Linked DNA regions of Homo sapiens: region 1 is linked to region 2. A link is an interaction called in ENCODE POLR2A ChIA-PET data of the cell type or tissue named here. Cell type or tissue: Panc1. All regions are shown on one strand. Links, peaks and the distances in the headings refer to the core of each region. The heading gives the core; the rest is flanking DNA.

What was found. Peaks named below come from ENCODE experiments on the same cell type or tissue, not always from the same donor. Only the 100,000 strongest peaks of a DNase experiment are listed, where the experiment ranks them.
Region 1: POLR2A ChIA-PET joins it to region 2 with 6 read pairs; 6 of 35 experiments call an interaction of 5 or more read pairs at or near these places.

What each region holds. Positions count from the first base shown.
Region 1 is chr9:34,155,846-34,163,385 of GRCh38, reverse strand. No RefSeq gene overlaps it. Among named protein-coding and RNA genes, the nearest start is that of UBAP1, 19 kb to the left of the region's middle. In Panc1, for the core only: no CTCF peak of the experiment used is centred there; a DNase peak (open chromatin) is centred at 4,764.
Region 2 is chr9:34,261,278-34,268,817 of GRCh38, reverse strand. It overlaps KIF24 (kinesin family member 24), which reads left to right. Exons shown (of 13, transcript NM_194313.4): 9 at 5,646-5,717. Among named protein-coding and RNA genes, the nearest start is that of KIF24, 64 kb to the left of the region's middle. In Panc1, for the core only: no CTCF peak of the experiment used is centred there; no DNase peak of the experiment used is centred there.

The DNA.
Region 1 (7,540 bases), core at 1,659-6,658, 110 kb after region 2:
GACTCAAAGCATCCTCAGGATCCCCCCTTTAGAGTTGGGGCATATGGAGACCCTGTAATAAATGGACTCCTGGCCAGGAGCAGTGGCTCACACCTGTAATCCCAGCACTCTGGGAGGCCGAGACAGATGGATCACCTGAGGTCAGGAGATTGAGACCATCCTGGCCAACACAGTGAAGCCCAGTGCCTACTAAAAATACAAAAATTAGCTAGACGTGGTGGTGCGTGTCTATAGTCCCAGCTACTTGGGAGGCTGAGGCAGGAGAATTGCTTGAACCCGGGAGGCGGAGGTTGCAATGAGCCGAGATCATGCCACTGCACTCCAGCCTGGCGACAGAATGAGACTCCGTCTCATAAATAAATAAATAAATAAATAAATAAATAAATAAATAAATAAATGAGTCCTGGCCCAGGTTCAGTTCACAGGGAATCTACTGTGCACACAGACACACCCAGTGGTTATGTCCCTGGTTGCCAAATACATGAATAAAATCAACATACTTGGCTGTTAAAAGAACTAACACATTGGCCCTATGACCTGTGAGGTAAGTGCTAACGTCATGAGAAAGACCAAATAGAAGCCTCTGAAACTTCTCCCTACCCCAGCAAGATAGCAATCAAAAACAAGATTGCATCTTATGGGTAGTGAAAGAGATCAATGGTACTCTTAATGATTTAAGAGATGCAGAGGTAAGGCCAAGGCAGGCGGATCACAAGGTCAGGAGATTGAGACCATCCTGGCTAACACGGTGAAACCCCGTCTCTAATAAAAATACGAAAAAAAAAAATTAGCTATGCGTGGTGGCGGGCGCCTATAGTCCCAGCTACTCTGGAGGCTGAGGCAGGAGAATGGTGTGAACCTGGGAGGCGGAGCTTGCAGTGAGCCGAGTTGGCGCCACAGCACTCCAGCCTGGGCAACAGAGCGAGACTCCATCTCAAAAAAAAAAAAAAAAAAAAAAAAAAAGATGCAGAGGTAATAGTCCCTATCATAATTTCTTTTGGTTCAACAGAATCCTAGATAGATTCTGGAGGATGTCCAGTAGACTATGACACACTCAAAAAAGTAGTAGCTGCAATTGCAGGTGCCAGATTTAGTATCTTTGCTAAAGCAGATTAACGTTACCTCAAATACATGGTATGTGTGATATGTGACCATTAATCTGGTAAAGGCATTCTTTTCCATCTCTAAAGGAGGATCAGAAACAGTTAACTGTCACTTGGAATGGACAGTAGCATACATATATAGTCTTGGCCCAGAGCTATGTTAATTTCATGCCCACTATTATAATATATTCTGAGGCTGTGTGTGGCTCATGCTTGTAATCTCAGCAATTTGGGAGGCCGAGGCAGGAGGATCACTTGAGCCCAGGAATTCAAGGCCAGCCTGGACAACATGGCAAAACCCTGTCACTACAAAAAAAAAAAAAAATTAAAAATTAGCCAGGCATGGTGGTATGGGCCCAGCTACTTGGAGGCTACTTGGGAGTCCATAGCTAGCTACTAGGGAGGCTGAGGTAGGAGAATCACCTGAGCCCAGGAAGTCAAGGTTGCTGTGAGCTATGATCATGCCACTGTACTCTAGCCTGGTTAACAGAGCAAGACCCTGTCTCAAAATTGGTAGATAGATAGATAGATAGATAGATAGATAGATAGATAGATAGATAGGGTTTCACCATGTTGGTCTGGCTGGTCTTGAACTCCTGATCTCACCTGCCCTGCCTCGGCCTCTATTTAAAAAAAAAAAAAATAGTGATGGGGTCTCGCTCTCTTGCCTAGGCTGGTCTTGAACTCCTGGACTCAAGCGATTCCTTCCCACCTCGGCCTCCCCAAATGCTGGGATTACAGGCATGAGCCACTGTGCCTGGCCTAGAGAATATATATATATTCTGAAGGGACTTTAATCATCTGGATACACCACAGAACATCACATTGTTGCCGGTATGGAGGACAGAAAAGTAATCAGACTGGATGTGTAAAAAATGGCAAATTCATTGGAAGTCTTTTAAAGATATATGTGCTTTCAAATGTGGGAGATCAACTTTATGAAGGCTCAAAGGTCCACCACAACAGTTAAGTTTTTTTTTTTTTTGTCTGTTTTGGTTTTTTCGAGACAGAGTCTCACTCTGTCGCCCAGGCTGGAGTGGAGTGGGGCCATCTCGGCTCACTGCAACCTCTGCCTCCCGGGTTCAAGCGATTCTCCTGCCTCAGCTTCCCAAGTAGCTGGGATTACAGGAGTGCACCATGCCTGGCTAATTTTTGTGTTTTTAGTAGAGACAGGGTTTCATCATGTTGGCCAGGCTGGTCTTGAACTCCTGACCTCAGGTGATCCACCCGCCTCGGCCTCCCAAAGTGCTGGGATTACAGGTGTGAGCCACCGCGCCCGGCTAACAGTTAAGTTTTGGGTAGTCTAGTAGTTTGGGAAATGCTGGGACATTCCCTTCAAAGTAAAAGACAAATTACAATATTGCATCTCTCATTCCCCACACTCTCAACTAAGGTGTCTTTGTTCTGGAGGCAGAGTATTAGTCCTTACTTGGGAATATCACTCTAATCCATATACTGGGTGACACAAAAGGCTGCCAGCTTCGAGTGGGTCCAGGATAAGTGACGTGCTCAGCAGCAGCTCCAGGCTGGGATGCAAATGGTCCTACTGTTTGAACCATAGAACCCAGCAGAACCTATGGTGGTGGCTGCTATAGTCTGAATGTTTGTGTCCCTACAAAATTTACATTGAAACTTAATCTCCAGGGAGTGGGGCCTTTAGGAGATAATTAAGTCATGAGGTCTCCTCCCTCATAAATGGGATTAAGACCCTTATAAAAGAAGCTTCACAGTGTTCAGTCCTTTTTGCCCTTCCTCCTTTCACCATGTGAGGACATAGCAAGAGGCATCATCTTGGAATCAGACAGCAACCCTCACCAGACACCAGACACGCTGGCTCCATGATCTTGGACCTCCCAGCTTCCAGAACTGTGGGAAATAAATTTCTGTTCTTTATAAATTACCCAATCTCAGGTATTTTATTAAAGCAGAACAAACACACTAAGACAGTGGCAAAAGGCATCATGTGGAGTTTCTGACAAGCTCCGATAAGAGAATCACAACCTAGACCCCTAGGGTTCCACAGTAAGGCTATGATATCTGCAGCAGATAATTACAAATTTTTTAAAAAATGAGGCTGGGCGAGGTGGCTCACGTCTGTAATCCTAACACTTTGGGAGGTTGAGGCAGGGCAGGTGGATCATTTGAGATCAGGAGTTCAAGACCAGCCTGACCAACATGGTGAAACCCCATCTCTACTACAAATACAAAAATTAGCCAGGCGTGGTGGCGTGTACATGTAATTCCAGCTACTCAGGAGGCTGAGGCATGAGAATTGCTTGAACCTGGGAGGTGGAGGTTGCAGTGAGCTGAGATTGCTCCCCTGCACTCCAGCCTGGGTGACAGAGTGAGGCTCTGTCTCAAAAAATAAAATAATCAGCATCTGACCATGGCAAAGATGAAGTGCCTGACTGTAGGACATCAACCACATGGACAATACAATCCTTCATAAATTCTGTTTCTCAGGCCGGTGTGGTGGCTCAAACCTGTAATCCCAGCACTTTGGGAGACCCAGGCGGGTGGATTGCTTAAGACTAGGAGTTCAAGACCAGCCTGGCCAACATGGTGAAACCCCATCTCTATTAAAAATACAAAAAATTAGCCGGGCGTGGTGGCACATGCCTGTAATTCCAGGTACTTGGGAGGCTGAGGCACGAGAATCGCTTGAACCTGGGAGGTGAAGGTTGCAGTGAGCCAAGATTGCACCATTGCACTCCAGCCTGGGCAACAGAGTGAGATTCTGTCTCAAAAAAAAAAAAAAGTTTTGTTTCTCAGACTCACCACATCATAAGGTGGATGGGCCAGCAGCAATCTGTCGCAATGCAGAAGTGGTACATTCAGGAGCAGACACAAATACAGCTAAAGTGTATAAGCTGCAGGTGGCACGAGCCCCCAGTCATCTACTGCTCTTACCTTAGCACCTCTTAGCTTATATCTATTGCCATATATGCTCTTGTGGCCAGCTAACAGAGGAGGTTGGCTCGGTGGGTGAGAAAACGCAAGCAGAAAATAGGACATAGTGAGGACCCTGAAAGACAAGGTGTTAAGAAGCAATCCTCCTAACTGGGAAGCTTTGGCAAATGCACCATCTAATTTTGGTGAATAAAAGTAGCCTGAGGTTAGGATATATTCAGAATCATGGATAGTGGTGAGTGACTGGTTGGTTGGTTAGAGGCCTTGAATGAGAAAGACTGGAAACATTGGGAATAAGGAGATCTAAGGACAAAGAATTCCAAGTGAACATATAGGAAGGGGCATGAGTATGAAGATCTTTGTATCACATGTGTATTTGTTTGCTAGGGTTGCCATAACAAAATACTATAGACTGGATGGATTAAACAATGTAAATCTATTTTCTCACAGTTCTGGAGGCCAGAAGTCCAAGGTCAAGGTGTCAGGAGGTTTGGTTTCTTCTCAGGCCTCTCTCCTTAGCTTTCGCCTTCTCACTGTATCCTCAACTCTATGCCTTTTCTCTGTGCACTCACGTCTCTGGTATCTCTGTGTGTCCAGATTTCTTCCTTATAAGGCCTCCAGTCAGATTGCATTAGGATCTTTAATCACCTACTTAAAGGCCCTTTCTCCAAATACAGTCACATTCTGAGGTAAGTGGGGTGGTTAGGACTTCAACATAAGAACTTGGAGGGGCGGGGCACAATTCAGTTCGTAACAACATGTTAAGGCATACCAGAGAGAATGCACCACATAAGAGGCACTGAACAGCCAAGTAAACAAAATGACTCAGCTAGTTGATGATAGCCTGTGTCATTAACCCCCCCAGAGCAGGCACAGTGCGCACATGAACAAAGTAGCCATACTGGCAGGAATGCAGGCTTTTTGTAGGTCCAGGGCCATGAATTCCCATTCACCACAGCTTCCCCATTTCTCCAAATTGCGTGTCAAACAGATTTCTTTACACTGGAACCAAAGTGTATGAAGGTAGCTGTTTTGCTGTATTCTTGCCGACATTTAAAATTTTTTTGATTTTGCTAAAAAAAAAAAAAGAGAGAGAGAGACAGAGTCTTGCTCTGTCGCTGAGGCTGGTGTGTACTGGCCCAATCATAACTTTCTGCAGCCTCAAATTCTGGGACTTAAGTGATCCTTCTGCCTCAGCCTCCAGAGTAGCTGTGACTACAGGCATGCACCACCATGCCCAGCTAATTTTTTAGTTTTTTGTAGAGACAGGGATCTTGCTATGTTGCCCAGGCTGGCCTCAAACTCCTGAATTCAAGTGATCCTCCCACCTTGACCTCCCAAAGCACAGGGTTACAAGCGTGAGCCATCCTACCAAGCCAATGAATGGTTTTTCATTGGATTTTAATTTGTATTTCCTTATGCTGTATATTTCTTGTGTTTATTGACCATTTGTGAATTGCTTGTTATTATCCTCTGCCCATTTTACCACTGGGTTGTTTCCTTTTTTCTTATATATTTGAAGGAGCTGGCATATTCCATACATTATCCTTCTGTTAAATGTATTTAAAAAGATCTCTCCTTGCCATTTACCTTTTAAGTCTTATGGTGTCCACCTTCATTTTTTCCCCCTTTCTTTACTCCAACCCAATTAAATTAATTATTAAAAGTTTTTCAAAAATGAAATCCTAAGTTCCTCTAATAGTTGGTACTGGACTTGCCCTCTGGTGATAAAGAATGAGAAAAGTAGACAAATTTATATGAAATACCTATTCTCAGACACTGGACAAGGAGTACAGGACTCTGTTCCCTGAGAGAAGAAAAAAGCAAGTAAGATGAGCCTAAAAACACTTTGGCTTTCTGCCTGTAGACAGTTTCTAGGCTTCTGCTCAGGGTGAGGAAATCCAAGCAGAACATAGCAGTGTTCATGGGGTGAGGAAGCAGAGATCAAGTTTGAGGAAACTAAGGCAGCTGGGATTTTGGGGGCAATTTTGCCAGAGAAGAGCTATATGAAAAAGAGGATCAGAAATGTATTGTGGTCCCACTGAGTCTGATGCCGAACACTAAGCCACATGTAAATAGAGTGAAATTCCATAACGCTGGTCAACATGCTTGTCAAAGATAAACAAATAAACTAGTTACAGTGGTAAGGACACCTATTCATCAGTAATATTCCTTTGCAATAGGGAAGAGGGTGCAGTATGAACTAAACTCAGCTTCCATTTTTAGAGGTAACTAGGCCTTATAAAGAGAGAAAGACATATGATGTTAGTTGTGGGCTTAAAAAAAACATTTAGGCCAGGTGGGGTGGCACACACCTGTAATCCCAGCATTTTGGGAGGCCAAGGCAGGTGGATCACCTGAGGTCAGGAGTTCGAGACCACCATGGCCAACATGGTGAAACCCCATCTCTACTAAAAATACAAAAATTTAGCCAGGCATGGTGGCGGGTGCCTGTAATCCCAGCTACTCAGGAGACTAAGGCAGGAGAATCGCCTGAACCTGGGAGGCAGAGGTTGCAGTGAGCCGAGATCGTGCCATTGCACTCCAGCGTGGGCAACAAGAGTGAAACTCCGTCTCAAAAAAATAAATAAATAAAAATAATCGGTTTGCCGGGCATGGTGGCTCACGCCTGTAATCCCAGCACTTTGGGAGACCGAGGCAGGTGGATCACAAGGTCAGCAGATCAAGACCCGCCTGGCCAACATAGTGAAACCCCATCTCTACTAAAAATACAAAAATTTACCTGGGCATGGTGGTAGGCACCTGTAATCCCAGCTACTCAGGAGGCTGAGGCAGAAGAATTGCTTGAACCCGCGAGGTGGAGGTTGCAGTGAGCTGCGATTGCGCCACTGCACTCCAGCCTGGGTGACAGTGCCAGACTCCGTCTCAAAAAAAAAAAAAAAAAATTGGTCAGGCGCGGTGGCTCATGCCTGTAATCCCAGCACTTTGGGAGGGTGAGGTGGGTGGATCGTTTGAGGTCAGGAGTTCAAGACTAGCTGGCCAACGTGGCAAAACCCCATCTCTACTGAAAATACAAAAATTAGCTTGGCGTGGTACACCCAGCTACTCAGGAGGCTGAGGCAGGAAAATCACTTGAACCCGGGAGGCGGAGGTTGCAGTGAGCCAAGATCACGCCACTGCACTCCAGCCTGGGTGACACAGGAAGACTCTGTCTCAAAAATAATAATAATAATAAATTAAAAAATAAAGACAAAGACTGAGTTGTGGGATAGAACAGAGGGCGCTGAGTCAGGAAAAATTACAAAGGGTTGGTTGGTGTAAATGCCAATTAGGCCACCTTTGTCTGTTAATTGGCAATTAACGAGTTAGAATTCTATCCTCCCAGAGAGACTAGGGGACAGAGGCCCTATCCTTTCCAATGATTACATTTCAATGGAATAGCTTTCAGGTCCTTGAGAAAGACACTCCTAAATTATGGGAGATACATATATCTTTCAAAGGCACAGAGGAAGGATCCACAATTCTAAGCCCTTTTAAGTAAATGCTCTAAGAAATGGTGGTCAGGA
Region 2 (7,540 bases), core at 987-5,986:
AAGAAAATCCAGCTGGGAGCGGTGGCTCACGCCTATAATCCCAGCACTTTGGGAGGCCAGGGCAGGTGGATAACTTGAGGTCAGGAGTTCGAGACAAGACTGGCCAACATGGTGAAACTCTGTCTCTATTAAAAATACAAAAGTTAGCTGGGCGTGGTGCCGAGCGCCTGTAATTCCAGCTACTCAGGAGGCTGAGGCAGGAGAATCGCTTGAACCCAGGAGGTGGAGGTTGTAGTGAGCCGAGATCGTGCCATTGCACCCCAGCCTGGGTGACAGAGTGAGACTCAGTCTCAAAAAAAAAAAAAAAAGAAAGAAAATCCTAGTCATCATGTCATTTATTCCATAAATATTGTATATATCTCAGCTGGGCGCAGTGGCTCACGCCTGTAATCCCAACACTTTTGGAGGCCGAGGCAGGTGGATCACTTGAGGTAGATCAGCCTGGCCAACATGGTGAAACCTTGTCTCTACTAAAAATAACCAAAAATTAGTTGGGCATGGTGGCAGGCTGTTACAACCCCAGCTACTCGGGAGGCTGTGGCAGGAAAATCTCTTGAACCCAGGAGGTGGAGGTTGCAGTGAGCTGAGATCATGCCACTGCACTCCAGCCTGGGCAACAACAGAGCAAGACTCCATCTCAAAAAAAAATTTTTTTAAATGTATCTCAAAGAGATACTTTTTAATGTAGCCATAATGCCATTATCTTACCTAAAGAAGTAATTCTTTATTATCCAATAAGTATTATAATTCCTCTAATTGTCCCATAAGTGTCTTTTTATAGTTAACTTGTTCAAATCAAGGTGCCAATAAAATCCTATGTGAGTTCTTATTCCCTCTTTCATTTTTTCTATATCAGTGTATTGGTTGAAGAAAACTGGGTCACTTGTCCTGTAAGATTTGCCACATTCTGTACTTGGCCACCTGCATCTTTGTGTTGATGTTTAACATGTTACTCATTATCCTTTATGTTTCCTGTCAGGTGGCTAAGCTCTATAGCCGTGTTGTTCACTATGGCAGCCACCAGCCACATGTGGCAATTGAGCACTTGAAATGTGGCTGGTCTGAATTAAGATATGCTCTAAGTGTAAAATACACACTGGATTTTGATTACCAAAAAAGCTTGTAGAATATCTCATTTATTTTTTTCATATTGACTACATGCTGAAATAATATTTTGGATATATTGAGTTAAATAAAATATATAATTAACATTAATTTTATCTGTTTCTTTTTCTTTTTTAAAAAAAGATATGACTATTAGAAATTTAGAATTACATATGTGTTTTGCATTTGTGGCTCATGTATTATTTCTGTTGGGACAGTCCTGAATTAGAGATGTGATCAGATTTAGGTTCTATATTTTTTGGCAAAAACAATTCATAGGTAGTTCTTAGATTTTCTGTAGCAATACATTAGGAGATAGAGAATGTCTAGTTGTCTCTCTTTGTGATTTTAAGATTGAAAAGAGATTCAAGTGTTGTCAGCCTAATTTCTCTATTATAAAGTTTCCTTTCAGCCTTTATTTTTTATTTTATTTTATTTATTTTTACTTTTCTTTCCCCTTAGTCTCTGTTAAGGACATGCCATTCAGCCGTTTTTAACCTAAGAATTTTATCAGCCATTGAAGAATCTCATCTATATCTATTATTTTATTAAGAGTTCCAGAATGGTGATATTCTAATTCTAATATTCCTTCTGTATGTATTAGCTGAAAAGAATAATTTTCCCTCAACTATCTGATTTTCCTGACATACAGTTTGTAGTGGAAGCAAGATGATTCTTTAATTTATTCACCACTTTTCAGAATGAGTTGGAGTTCATGTTACCTAAACATAATATGAGTTTGTTTTATTGTTGTTGTTTACCTTTTTTTCTATTATTATAAACTGAAATCATTATATCTTTTTTTGCTGCTTAAATTCAACATATTTAGCCAATAGGAGCTGTTTCAAGAATGTTCCTGTGTCTTTTTGGTACAACCCTACTCGTTCTTGATAGCTTCCTGGCTTTCTGATATGACAAGAGCCTATGTTCTAGGCTCATTTTATACATTTCCCTCTCCAGACCTCGAATCAGCCATTTCTTCAATGAGTCTTGGTTTCTTTTTCTTTCTTTTTCTTTCTTTTTTTTTTTTTTTTCTGAGATGGAGTCTCACACTGTTGCCCAGGCAGGAGTACAGTGGCACAATCTTGGCTCACTGCAACCTCTGCCTGCTAGGTTCAAGCGATTCTCCTGCCTCAGCCTCCCGAGTAGCTGGGATTACAGGCACCTGCCACCACAACCAGCTAATTTTTTGTATTTTTAGTAGAGACCCGGTTTCACCATGTTGGCCATGCTGGTCTTGAACTCCTAACCTCGTGATTCGCCTGCTTCGGCCTTCCAAAGTGCTGGGATTACAGGCATGAGCCACCGCGCCTGGTTGAGCCTTGGTTTTTTTGAGACGGAAATGGTGTTTAGAGACTTCAGTCTGTGTATTAGGGGTGCTTATCACTACTGTGTTAGCCCTTGCTTCTGGGCCTTTTCTGTGGACAGAGCTAATAAATAAGGTGTTATTTTTTGTTTTGAAAAGGAAAAATATATGTGGTATATGTGGGATTTATAGTAATAAATTAGTTTAAGATTGCAGGCCAGGCCCAGTGGCTCACACATATAATCCCAGCACTTTGGGAGGTTAAGGTGGACAGATCACTCGAGCCCAGGAGTTTGAGACCAGCTTGAGCAACATAATGAGACCCTGTCTCTGCAAAAAACTTAAAAATTAGCTGGGCGTGGTGGCACACGCCTGTAGTCACAGCTACTTGGGAGGCTGAGGTGGGAGGATTGCTTGAGCCCAGGAGGTTGAGGCTGCAGTGAGCCATGATTGTACCACTGCACTCCAGCCTAGGCAACAAAGCAAGACCCTGTCTCAAAAAATAAACTGTCTCGTCTGAAGAAAGCCAATGAATAATAATATTAAAAAAATAAATAAAATTAAAATTACACAGTTTTTATTTAATTTATTTAAATGTTTATTTGTCTCTTTTTTCTGTTATGCTAGAAATCTTAGTTCCTAGCAACATTTATTTGCTCTACTTTAATATATATGTATTTCAAAATAATGCTAATATTATTTATAATATGATTAATTCAGTTCAAGATTTTTATCGCAGTTTTCTTTTTAATTGGGTTGTATCCCACTAAGGATGTACAGTCATAATATTATGCTGTCAAATCACCTGAAATAATTCTTCTCTGTGTGTTTAAGCCTGCCAATTTCATAGTGTTAGGTTCATTTGTTTGGTTTTGGTTTTACGAATTGCCTTATTTATTTTGATTTAACCTTATTTTGTAATTATTTTAAAACATTTAGGCCAGGAGCTGTGGCTCACACCTGTAATCCCAGCATTTTGGGAGGCCAAGGAAGGAGGATCACTTGAGCCCAGGAGTTCAGGACCAGCCTGGGCATCACAGGGAGACCCCTGTCTTTACAAAACATTTACAAATTAGCTGGGTGTGGTGGTGCGCACCTGTAACCCAAGCTACTTGGGAGGCTGAGGTGAGAGGATCACTTGAGTCCAGGTATTCAAGGCAGCAGTGAGCTGTGATTGTGCTACTGCACTCCAGCCTGAGATACAAAGTGAGACCCCATCTCTTAAACAAACAGCAAAAAGCAAAAAAAATTATGTGGTTTTAAAGTAAAAATTGTAAAATAAGCCACATTCAAAGAAGTATAGTTTCCATCCCTGTACTCTCAACCTTGTTACCTTCCTCCCCTTGTAAAATCATTTTTCTGTCTATATATATGTTTGCACTCACCCCTTTTCTTAGAAAAAATGCTAACATACTCTCAACACTATTTTGCACTTCGCTTTTGTCACTTAACGGCATCCTCAAGATCACTGCATGACTGTACATAGAGCTCTTCCTCATTCCTTTTTCCAGTTGTATATGCTGCCTTGTGCTGCTCCACATTATTTACTTATTTTTTATCAGAACTGAAGTCTCCAGGTAGGTACATTCTTTCCAGACTTCATGAGGGGTAAGTTGGGAGGGTGAGAGAGGGAGCCAAACTTTTTTTATTTAAAAAAAGAAAAAAAGCTTGTAGGGATTGGTGGCCACGCTTGAATTTGAGTCTGTGAGGAACAGGGTTTGATTACTTGTTCGTTCTCAGTGGAGAATCTTCTCAGTGCTAAAGTTGGGGAATACTGGATAGATTTTTAATAAAAGAGGAAATTTCCTCACACCTGTTTATACCCTGCAGCTTCTTGGATAGAGGTAGGGCAGTTGCGGGCATCTGTGGCTGCTGCTAAGAACAGCCATAGCACACTCTGGAGGCAAACTACCTATTCTTGGTGGCAATTCCAAGGGATTGCTTCCACCTTCTTCCCTCTTTTTTTTTTTTTTCTCTTGAGACGGAGTCTCGCTCTGTCACCCAGGCTGGAGTACAGTGGCATGATCTCAGCTCACTGCAACCTCTACTTCCCAGGTTCAAGCTTTTCTCCTTTCTCAGCCTCCTGAGTAACTGGGATTACAGGCATGTGCCACCATGCCCGGCTAATTTTTTTTTTTTTGTATTTTTAGTAGAGACAGGGTTTCACCATGTTGGCCAAGCTGGTCTCGATCTCCTGAGCTCAAATAATCTGCCCGCCTCAGCCTCCCAAAGTGCTGGGATTACAGGCATGAGCCACTGCACCCAGCTCCTTTTCTTTTCTTTTACTATCTTTTAGCCTAGATGCATCACTCAGAAATAGAAGGTCTCTCCTCCCTCATCTTGCCCCCCACGACCCCCACCACTGTTTCTGATGGGAGTGTTTCCCCTGGAGGTCCACATATCCAGATCTCTGCTGTCCTTATCATGTCCAATGAGCGCTTCTCACTGAGGGAGTACAGCCATGAGCAAGGAACATTCCTTTGCCTTTGGGCCACAGACCCTGCTGTTTTTAAATGAAGGGTCGTTTTTAATTGTGTGTGGTCAAAGTGCTGGCTGTAATCCCAGCACTCCAGGAGGCTGAGGCAGGAGGATCATTTGAGGCCAGGAGTTTGAGACCAGCCTGGGCAACAATATACAGAGACCCCCATCTCTACAAAAAAAAAAAAAAATTAAGAAAAAAATAAATAAAACGAGGGGGTAGGCCTAGGTGATTTCTCAGTTTCCTTCTAGCTCTGGCTCTAGAATTTCTCCTACCCCATTCAGATAGTTTATATCTGAATCTATGCTTGACTCTACGCCAACGGGTGTGCATGTGTGAGCAGGGAGTGGGGAAGTGGATATAGATATTTTGTCTGTTTAAGTGCATCAACAGTTGGGAAGAATGTGAGGAGAGAAAGGGAGCCAGCAAGCCAGAACTACCACCACATGAGCTTGAACTCTGGGACTTGAGGGTAGGTCCCAGCGTCTGTCTGTTCCCCGCCGTCAACTCAGGGGCAGTCCTAGGATCCCAGCCTCTAAGCTGGGAGGCCTTCAGCTAGGCAGCACAGGATGGTGTTTCCCAATCTAGCTTGGTTTCTCTTGTTGAATGGAAACTACAGGCCATTTTGACTTCCTTTTGGAGGATTGTCTGAGTGTGGTTTATTGAAGAAAAACAAGCTTCCTGTGGAGGCGGCATCAGGTCTGTTACTCTCCCTTTGCACTTGATACTTGATGTGCTTGTTCTCCCACTTTGCAGCTGAAGGAATGTATCCGAGCACTGGATCAGGAACACACCCATACTCCCTTCAGGCAAAGCAAACTAACTCAGGTAAAGTTAAATGTGAGCCTTGAGTTTGTTCTGATTCATTCCTTTCTTCCTTATTTCATGTATTTGTTCATTCAGTCGAGCATCCACTGTCAGTAAGACATGATGCTGGGCACAGTGGGGAAAAGAGAAGGAGAGGAGTGAAATTCCATCCAGGAACTCTGTCTACAAGTTGAGTATCATTAATCTAAAAATCTGAAATCTGAAATGCTTCAAAAATCAAAACTTTTTGTTGTTGTTTTTGAGACAGGGTCTTACTCTGTCACCCAGGCTAGAGTGCAGTGGTGTGATCTTGGCTTACTGTGGCCTCTGCCTCCCAGGCTCAAGCAATCCTCCCACCTCAGCCTCCCAGGTAGCTGGGACTACAGGCATATGCCATCATGCCTGGCCATATATATATATATATATATATATATATATATATATATTTTTTTTTTTTTTTTTTTTTTTTTTTTTTTTGGTAGAGACAGGGTTTCACCATGTTGCCTAGGCTGGCCTCGAACTCCTGAGCTCAAACGATCCGCCTGCCTCAGCCTTCCAAAGTACTGGGATTACAGGCATAAGCCACCATGCCTGGCCAAAATTAAAAACTTTTTGAGTGCCATTATGCTCAAAGGATTTCAGATTTTTGGGTTAGGGATGTGCAACCAGAAGGATAATGCAAATATTCCAAAATCTGAAAAAAAATCTGAAATCCAAAACAACTTTTCTTCCCAAGCGTTTCGGAGAAGGGATACTCAGCCTGTCATAGGACTTTAGGAAGGGGCAGACTCAGGCAGGGATATCTTCAGGATGGGGTGGCAGGGGTTCCTTGGGGAGAGCAGTGCTGTTCTGGTCACCACCTTTCTGTTTATTTCCAGTGTATGGTAACTCTGGGCAGGGCACAGTGGCTCATGCCTGTAATCCCAGCACTTTGGGAAGCTGAGGCAATTGGATCACTTGAGCCCAGGAGTTCCAGACCAGCCCAAACAACCTTTCTATAAAAAATTTAAAAATTAACTGGGTGTGGTGGCTCGTGCCTGTGGGCCCATGGTCCCAGCTACTTGGGAGGCTGAGGCGGGAGGATTACTCGAGCCCTGGAGGTTGAGGCTGCAGTGAATTGTGAGCACGCCACTGCACTCCAGCCTGGGCGACAAAAAGAGACCTCATCTTAAAAAAGAAAAGAAAATGTTGAATTAGTGAAATCTCTAAGCCTTTGCATTGAATAGGGTGACGTAGCTACCTGATACTTTCTTGGCTCTAAGACTTAGACCACTGTTTCGGCACAAAAAAATAATGGCTTCAGGCAGTTAAAATGAATGAGCTAGATTTTCTATATGTACTGATAGGAAAGATGACCAAGATCTATTGTGATGTGAAAAAAGCAAGCTGTAGAACAAGGTAATAATGTGATTGCCTATATGATTTCTACTATTACGCAGCCACACAGGGAAAAACGTTTAAAAAGATGCAGAAGAAACAGCATTGGATCTATTTGGAAGTAACAATGGGAGTAAAGGTGAAACTGCAACTTTTCATGTTAAAAGATCATGTACTGTATGACCACTTTCTGTTTTTATCATTTTTAAAATGTGCGACATGGAAAAAAACACTACACAAAAAAATGACATAAATGTTAACTATGATTATTCTTAGTGGAACAAATAGGGTTTTTGTTTTGTTTTGTTTTTCTGTCATGAAAGTGTGCCTCTTTATTAACAAAAAACTCCAGTAGATGTTAAATCAGCATTCATAATGGCTGCGGAAGAGTGGCATGGGAGGGTGTACCTAGGTATAAACAGCTGTGAAGACAGTTGTGGGTGTCCTGGGTTCTTTTTCGCCTTGTG